2 separate regions of the Homo sapiens genome follow, and region 1 is linked to region 2. The links are chromatin loops, found by intact Hi-C in ENCODE. Cell type or tissue: CD4-positive, alpha-beta T cell. All regions are shown on one strand. Links, peaks and the distances in the headings refer to the core of each region. The heading gives the core; the rest is flanking DNA. Region 1 overlaps LINC00607 (long intergenic non-protein coding RNA 607). Region 2 overlaps LOC102724861 (a long non-coding RNA gene).

Region 1 (4,405 bases), core at 185-4,184, 140 kb after region 2:
GGAGGGAGGGAAGGAAGGCAGAGAGGGAGGGAGGGAGGAGGGAAGGAAGGAAGGAAGGAAGGAAGGGAAGGAAAAATGTCTCTCTGCTCCAGTTTTTATTCATGTGTAACCACTGAATTCAACTCTCAATGGGAAGAATAACAAAAAGGTTGAAGCTCTTTAATCTCCTATGCTTTTTAAGTATAAAATTTCAGCTAACGAGGAGTGCATGATGCAAGCCATCTATACTAGAAATGGAGGGAAGGGGTAGCTTCAACCGTGTCAAATACCCAGAGAACATTCTAATGTGTTTAGATCAGTCTGGGGAATCATTTATAAATCATTCTGGTTTTAAACATTTTGAATCTTTCTTAGATATGTATTTTTAAAAGTCTTTCCTCTACCATTTTTCTGTGTCAAAGTCTATGGAAATAACCACTAAGATAAAGAATCATAAAAACTCACTAGCTTATGTTTTCATGTGTTTTATGTATAAGGATATGTTTTAGGTTCTACATAAAGCATATTAAGGTATGCCCAGAAAATAAAATCATGTCCCCCACATTTTGTTGAGAAACAATGATGGTTAGGTTACAGCCAAATTTTTTTGCTCATTACAAGGTCTGAAATACAGCTTTTGATTTCCTTTGTCTGAGTAGAATGTATAACCTTTCTAAATTTATTTTTATTTTCCAACATATTATTTGCCTTGATACTGATGTATGTGGTATACTTATAAAGATAAATCTTTCTTCTTTCCTTTCCTAATTTGTTCAAACCTTTGATGAGAAGAACCAATATTGTAAAGAATGCTGATGGCTTCATAAATATTTTTATCATTGAATTTCAAAAAAGCACATACAATAGTTACATAACTCTTACTCCCATTCATGTGTCATCTTTGGAGTCTATGGTTAATAATAATAACACTAAAAACAATGGATTTAGATTGAGTAGGTACCTGTACATGGGTAAATTCATTGATTCGTTAAATATTTACTACTACCTCAAAGAGAGTAAACAGCCTGGTGGGAGAGACAGGCACAGTGACATGCTGAAGCTGGCTTAAGCTGGGTCTCATTGGCTCCCAAGAGCCAATTCTCTGCATCTCTTCTCAATTCCACTTCATTGACATCAAGTTAGTAGCTTGAAATCAGCCATGGTGAGAGTGAGAGTATTTACACCACAGAAATTGGCAAACACTATAAATTTGGGCTTTTTGTTAGACATTCACCAGGCACCACTGCAATACATAGATGTGGCTAACAATGTGATGTGTTAAGAAACAAGAGAGATAATAAAAGCACCAAGAAGGGGTGCTGAACACAGTTAGAAGGATCAAAAAACCTTCCCTTTTGGGGCTAACCTCCAATATCACCTCCTCTGAGAGGCCTTTCAATACAACCTTCCTGAAAAAATCCTGCTCCCAGGCATGCTGTCATACTACACTGTGCATTTCTTTCAGAAAATCTGCCACAGTTGGTGATTATCTTACTTATTTTTACTTATCTGTCTCCCTTACTGGGATGTAAACTCTTCAATGCAGGTTCTTATCTGCCTTGTCTCCCTGGCTACTAAAAGGCACTCAAAGTATTTTTTTAAAGTTAGTGGTGGAGTAGCAGTAGGGTCTCAAAGGATGAGCAGAATTTGGCTAGGCAAAGAACTAAAGGTAGAACATTCTGAGCAGACAGAAATACAAAGAGTGGTGGCCAGAGAAAGATAGTGTGTGCATAAAACTTACAGTCCAAATTAAGGAGTGGCCTCTACACTGGATCATGTGAGCCACAGGGACTCATGAAGGCCACTGTTCAAACTCCTATTTACCCAGAGATGAGCAAGAGCATGGCTAACTCCAAATTGGCACAGATGTGGTTTTAGGTCAGGAAAGAAGAAAACTAATGAAACATCTCTCTCCTATCTGATTGGTAAATTGAAGTTCTTTTTCCTCAGTAGAAGGGATTTATCCCTAAAAAGCATTGCTGAATCTCCCCAATTCAGAGTGTTCAAAGTGTGAAGCATTTGATAGCATTTAAATTGAAACAAATAAACAAGGCAATGAGGATATGTTGGTTTCCCCCATGTGCATTATTGAAGTCCTTCTGCAAATAATTGTGGTCTCTTGACAATGCTGCATGTATTAGATCATCTGAGAAATGTATTAAAGGGGTTTTCTGTTCAGTGAGGGAGCAGGGTGTTCAGTACCTAAGGAGATAAGCTAATTTGACTACAGGTATTGAGTCTGCATAAAGCATTGAGCCAGTGCCCTCTCCCACTTCTCCAACATGCCACAATCTATTAGATGAGGCGATAGGATCTTCAATGGGATGAAGAAAGGATAAAATGATGGAATGACTAATTCTGCTGGGTGAAATTCAGCAAGGTTTCAGGGGAAGGTAATGTTTGGTTTGGCCTTAGGAGATGAGTAGAACTTGAGCAGGCAAAGTCTCAGTGGAGGGGGCACTTCAACAGGAAGAACATGCTGATCCAAACCACAGAGGCCAGAAGTCAGGGTGTAGATATATTTGAAGGCTCATGGAACTGCCACACATAGATTAACTTACACAACTCTGAGCAGAACAACTGCCAATGTGCTTTTGCAAAACAACATTCTAATTTTACTTCGGTTTTCATAATGGCAAAGTGATTCATTAGTTCCTATTACACATTGCAATTTCAAAATGATAAAACACTGAGAGTCCTTTCTTAATTATGAAAGTTCAAAAAAGGGAACTTAAGCCAAATCTGCTGTTTCCACTCAGCAAATGTGTGGCCACAAGAGGTGCTTGACCCGCCTGCACACAACTCCTATTAAGTCTTGTCCATACAAGCTTAATAATAAGATAATATCTTTGCTTTGTATACACAGTGGAGCCTCATATGCATACCATAATTGACTATGCAGGGTTAGAGAGGCCCCAAGTCAAGTTATGTCACAGCCACGGCATAATCAACTATATTCATTAAAAGCACAATCAGGCCAGGCTCACACCTGTAATCCCCGCACTCTGGGAGGCCAAAGCAAGTGGATCACCTGAGGCCAGCCTGGCCAACTTGGTGAAACCCTATCTCTACTAAAAATACAAAAATTTATGGGGCATGATGGTACTTTTTTGTAATCCCAGCTACTCGAGAGGCTGAGGCATGAGAATTGCTTGAACCCAGGAAGTGGCGGTTGCAGTAAGCTGAGATTGCGCCCCTACGCTCCAACCTGGGTGACAGAGTGAGGCTCCATCTCGATAAATAAATAAAAACAAACAAACAAACAAACAAATAAATAAATAAATAAATAAAAGCACAATTCAGGTAAAACTCACTTGAAGACAACTTAAAATGTGAAAATAACTGATTTCCAAAATGGACATACAAAGGTGATTGTTTTATACTTATTTCACCATTGGTTTCACTTAAATAGTGAGTTTTAAAATGACAATTTATCAAAAGCTATTTTCATCAGAAATATATTTTGTGTGTAAAGAAAAGCACCCCAAGGGCTGCTTGGTGACCAAGAACAGAGACTGATTCTGGCTGGCTTAAGTTAAAACAGAAATTCTTGTATGAATATTATCAGAGAAAGATAGTGTGTGCGTAAAACATAAAGTCCAAATTAAGGAATGGCCTCTAGACCACTAAATAAAAGATAAAGCTGGAAATAGAGCTCAAAAAAATCTGTGCCTCCCCAACCCAGAAAAAGAGGGCAGCTCTTGGAATCCAGATAGAACTGATAGGAAGTGCCTCTTTGATCATTTTTCTGATCTTTTTCACTCAGCTCAAGCTTCAAATTCCCAGGATAAAATGACCAATCTGGAATTATCCAGAGACAATCACACCCCTTCAATTACAGTCCCACGGAAGCTACACAGGTTCGTGGAGAATGGTTTCCTCAAAGGAAATTGGTGCTTTTATCAAAGAGGGTAGAATGGGTTGGGCATAGTGGCTCATGCCAGTAATCCCAGCAATTTGGGAGGCCAAGGTGAAAGTATACCTTGAGGACAGGAATTCCAGACCAGCCTGGGCAACATAACAATATCCTGTCTCTAGAAAAAAAAAAAAAATAGCTGAGCGTGGTGACACAAGCCCATAGTCTTAGCTACTCGGGAGGCTGAGACAAAAGGATCACTTGAGCCCTGGGCAACAGAGCAAGACCCTGTCTAAAAAAGAAAAAAAAAAAAAGAGAGTAAGAAGGTGGAATGAATACCAAGTAGCCAGAAGATGAGGAATAGCCATTCTAACCCCTAACCTGAGGGTGTTCTGCCTGTGATTAGTCCTGACTCACTATACCAGTGTGATACAGTTGAGAATTTTGTCTTTCTCCTTATCCAGCCTTTCCCTGACCCTTTTTGTTCTGAAGAGGTCAGTAGCAACTTCTAGAATCTGTTTGTGGAGGGAATTTTAAAATACATACCTGTTGGTTAGTCGGTGTTTCCAT
Region 2 (4,405 bases), core at 225-4,224:
ACTGTTAGGAAAAGAAAAAATAGGGGATATAGATGTTTTTGGATATAGAGTCTCTTGGTAGTATGATATATTGTAATATGTTATAGCTGTGGATTTGAAATTACGTAAATATTTTCTGAAATTAAACAAAAAGAACAATTTTTATAAATAAAAAGCAAATAGACTGAATTTTATGTCAAGTTGGTGAGATAACTATATAGATAAGTAATATTTCAAGTGACTTTAAAATACAGCCTTTCATTCTCAGTGGGATATATCTAAGGACAAAAGGACTGCATCGCATAGTCCTATTGTAGCAATAAAACTGGTATGTCATTTTGAATGATAACATTGGTAGGTATGATAAAGTGAATAAACAAAAAAGTCAATGTCACTCAGCACAGGTGAAAAATATATAAATAGAAAATAAACGTTTTAAGTATAAATCTTACAATGTTCAATTTGAATCTGAATTATCACCATGAACTCATTTTTTTCTAAAAATGCACTTTTCCTATTTCCTTGCCCTGCACACTTAAAAGTTGTAAAAGAGTGACAATTCAGTAGCAATAAATGCCTTGTACTCATATTGTGCTCTTTATAAATGCTTTTCTACTCAAAGAATTCAGAGCTTTTTAGAAAAATGGCTAATTCTAAGTCTGGGCCTGGAAATATATTCTCAATCCTGGTTCATGTGACAGAAGACAGGAAAGCTACTAAAGATGACAGGGTTGTGCCAAAAGAATGTAGGATGCAATTTGAAGGATTTCCACTGGCCAAAGTTGGGACAATTTGAACATTATAAAGATAACAACTAAAATTTCTTAAATTTTTAAAATTTCATAAGTCTTTAATGATATAAATAAAACAAAATGAAACATTAGCCATTGACGGTTGCTACAACACCAACTAATTCTGAAAATATCAAAATAAAAGGTAAAAAAATAAGCATTTAGCCTGTCTCTCCTGTACACACACTGTATTTCAAGATAACTAATTCTGAAAATATCAAAATAAAAGGTAAAAAAATAAGCATTTAGCCTGTCTCTCCTGTACACACACTATATTTCAAGATAACTAAATAGTTGATAAGAAAAAAATCTCTTTAGAAGAATTCCAGCCAACAAATGCAGAAGAAATAATAAAATTACACAATCATCATTTTGCAACTCCTAAAGAAATAATGGATTGAGGCAATTATTATTCAAGGTTCTTAAAACCATTAGGTGAAAGGTTGATGGGACGTTTAATAAAGGATGGATCAGGATGACACTGGAACCAACTGATCAGTCTTAACATGATTATAAGTGGGATAATCAGACATTCTGCCCCTTCTGATGTAATACAATAGGAAGTATACAGTACAACCTTTAAAACTGAATGTGCATTTTATTAAATCACTAGATCTAATTACCAGTTTACATAACATAGATGGGATATGGGAACATTTTAAATGACTCCGTAAGGATACAATCAGATAGAATCCTACAGAATGTGGGGAAATCCTACAGGACCAACAGCTCCCTCCATCCCACTCTCCCTTTTGTTTAAACAAATAAATGGCATTGCTAAAGTAAATTAAAATGAGTCCAGGCCTGAAGAATCTTCAAGCAGACAAAGCCAGTTAGGCCTCATAAGTGAGCTTAACCTTGCTTGATTTGCAAAGATAAGCAAGACTTAACTTGGGTTATTTCTTGTAAATACCAGTACTAAAGAAAAATGAAACTTAAGGCTAATCAACCAGAAGCCACACACTAACATATAATTAGGGGCTTTCTAGTAGGACAGACCAAATAAGGCAGCTGTATAACTGTAACCAATCACATATTTTCTTTGCTTTATTTCTGTGTTCAGCCTATAAAAGCCTTTCTCTTGTGTCCCCTCATGGAAGACCCCAAAGCACTTACAGTTTGAAGCTGCCTCATTTATGAATTGTTGTTTGTTCAAGTATACTCTTTAAAATTATTTTATGCCTTAGTTTACCTTTTAACAGCATGGGCAAAGTAAAATAAAGGAAGGGGAAAATATTATAGATAAGATTCTAGGAGACATAAGGGTGAAATTCAATGTGTGTTCCTTGTTTAGATCCTGATGAAAATAAATCAATAAAAGACATATTTGAAACAATAAAAGCAAAATTAACATAGACTAAACATTAAATGATTTCAAGGAATTATTGTTGGACATGTTGCTAGTATTGTGATTATGTTTTGAAAAAGGAAGTTCTTAATACTGAGAGATACATCTATCCTGATGGGAAAAATAGAATGGTGCCTGGGATTTGCTTTAAATACTGAGAAAAAAAATGAAGTTACTGGGCATGGATCAAACAAAATGGCAGCGCATTGTTAATTGTTGAAGCTGGGTGATAGGTAAATGAAGATTTCTTATATTATTTATATTTATTCTAATATTTATATCAACATTTGTATTTATACATAATTTATAGATTAATAGATTTACTATTAGGATGTGTTTGGCAACATAGTTGAGAAAGGGGTAAAGGGGGGTAGAATGCACTTTAATTGAAGAAAATAAACAGTTCACTGAACCAAGAAAAAAAAGTATGAGATTTTACTTTCTTCTCAAGTAAAGCTTTATGGGTTCAAATTAGTTTACCTTTGGCACAACTTAATTTAAGCCCAAAACACTTACAAGTGTAAAGGTTTCTTTGATGTTATGACTCTCACCGGATTCTGTGTTGATGTGTAAAAAGCAATGAATCTGAATGAAGGCAAAATAGGTAGATTTAAGTGCCCATTAAACATGCTCTTTACAAGTAAAGGATTCGTGGTTAGAAAAAATGTTTTACCTTTCAGGTACTTGCAGGAAAAAAAATGTGTGAATATAAGTTATTACATTTTAGAAGGAGTTGATGGAATTCAAAACATTTCAGAACCTAAATTTGTGAAGAACACGCATACATCCCTTTGGGATCCAAAATAACTGGATTTTAAAAGTGAAGTGATTCTGGTAAGCAAGGATAAATAGTTTAAACCATGTGGTCATATGCCAGTTGACGCCCAAACTCTGATACCAACTTCATTCTAATCCCGAGAGGGATAGTGGATTTTTCAGCAATGAGAGCCCACAAATCTATGACTTATTACTGTTTGATACCACAGTTACCTATGCCTTGCCTACCTTCACAGTGGGCAGGTACTGCTGGCTGACCACCCAGAAGCCCCAGCTGCTAGGATGGGTTGGTGGCAGGGCTGAGGACGTGGCTACCTTCCGGCAGAACCTTGGGAGCCAGCGCCTCCTTCGCCCTGGCTTGTGATAGGAGGTACAACTCAGGATCTTAAAAGCCATGCAAGGCTGCTGTATGAGCAATGGTCTCTTTCCAATACCTGTTGGTTTATGTCCATCTGTTGAGTGGGATAAATAAATTGGCTTTGGTCTGCCTGCCTGCCTGATAGTTTTAGTTACCTGAATGCAAAAAGCTTTATTTTCATCATAAAATAGGAGTGCGGGCAAGGTTTGAGAGGTATAGCTGAGTGTAAACAAGTACACCAATCCCACATACATAGTCGGTAGATCAGCATAGATTCCAGACAGCCAGGCAGAAACATGTTCAGAAGTGAGTATGATGGGCCCAGAAGTCTTATCTTTACAACTCCTGTTTCTCTGACTGTGGCCTTCGTTTCTTCTCTTTACTATGCTTGGAAGGCTTTACCACTTGTGCTTAGCCTTACATTTTCCTGTGCCTACGGGTGGAAATCCAGTTAATACAAATAGTTTGATGGGGAAAAATGGTTTTATGCCTGAAAATGGAAAAAAACATGTAAATGTATGGGAAGCAAGCTTATAGAAAAACCACTTTATTCCTGCTGAAAGGCATGGTGGAAAATGTGATGACCAGGATTATTCCAGGAAGAATTTCCAAGCCAGTTTTTAAAATGTGAACCGTGGATAAGATGGTTGATTTCTGGTCAATGATTTCAGAAGTTATTCCCAAAGATTTCATGGATAACCTGAAAATTATCTTTAAAAATAAAGTAAGTGCCAGATTGACACAACAGGAATCTTGCTGACTACCCTAAATTTGCTCTTGAGGGAACAGATACTATAATTGTCATGACCTTGAGGTAGCTAAGGAGGCCTCTGGTCTCTTTCAATTCAATATGGTAGGCTTACTTTAAAAGTTACCTTGCGTTGCTTCAATCGGAAAGTTCAGCAAGGCCAGCCTTAGACACATCGGTAATTAACATGTAATTCTGGAACTGTTTAGAAGAACTTTAGTTCATCACTGCTTCTTCCTACTCACTTCCTAATGGCAAAATCCCATTATCTAAGCTTCATTCTATTTGCTTACAACTTTAATCTTTGTCAAAATTCAAATAATCATTGAAAGACAACACTTAAAGCTGCATACTGGTATTTCTCAAACAGAAGTCTGCAGACCCACGTGAATTCTCTTGTATAT

Evidence for each region. A loop is a pair of places that touch in the nucleus more often than their neighbours do. Peaks named below come from ENCODE experiments on the same cell type or tissue, not always from the same donor. Only the 100,000 strongest peaks of a DNase experiment are listed, where the experiment ranks them.
Region 1: it touches region 2 in a loop (1.9-fold over the local background); 1 of 110 quality-filtered maps calls a loop at or near these places.

The regions. Positions count from the first base shown.
Region 1 is chr2:215,726,194-215,730,598 of GRCh38, forward strand. All of the region lies in intron 5 of LINC00607 (long intergenic non-protein coding RNA 607), which reads right to left. Among named protein-coding and RNA genes, the nearest start is that of LINC01614, 10 kb to the left of the region's middle. In CD4-positive, alpha-beta T cell, for the core only: no CTCF peak of the experiment used is centred there; a DNase peak (open chromatin) is centred at 2,638.
Region 2 is chr2:215,582,948-215,587,352 of GRCh38, forward strand. The region is part of intron 1 of LOC102724861 (a long non-coding RNA gene); the gene reads left to right. Among named protein-coding and RNA genes, the nearest start is that of LINC01614, 130 kb to the right of the region's middle. In CD4-positive, alpha-beta T cell, for the core only: no CTCF peak of the experiment used is centred there; no DNase peak of the experiment used is centred there.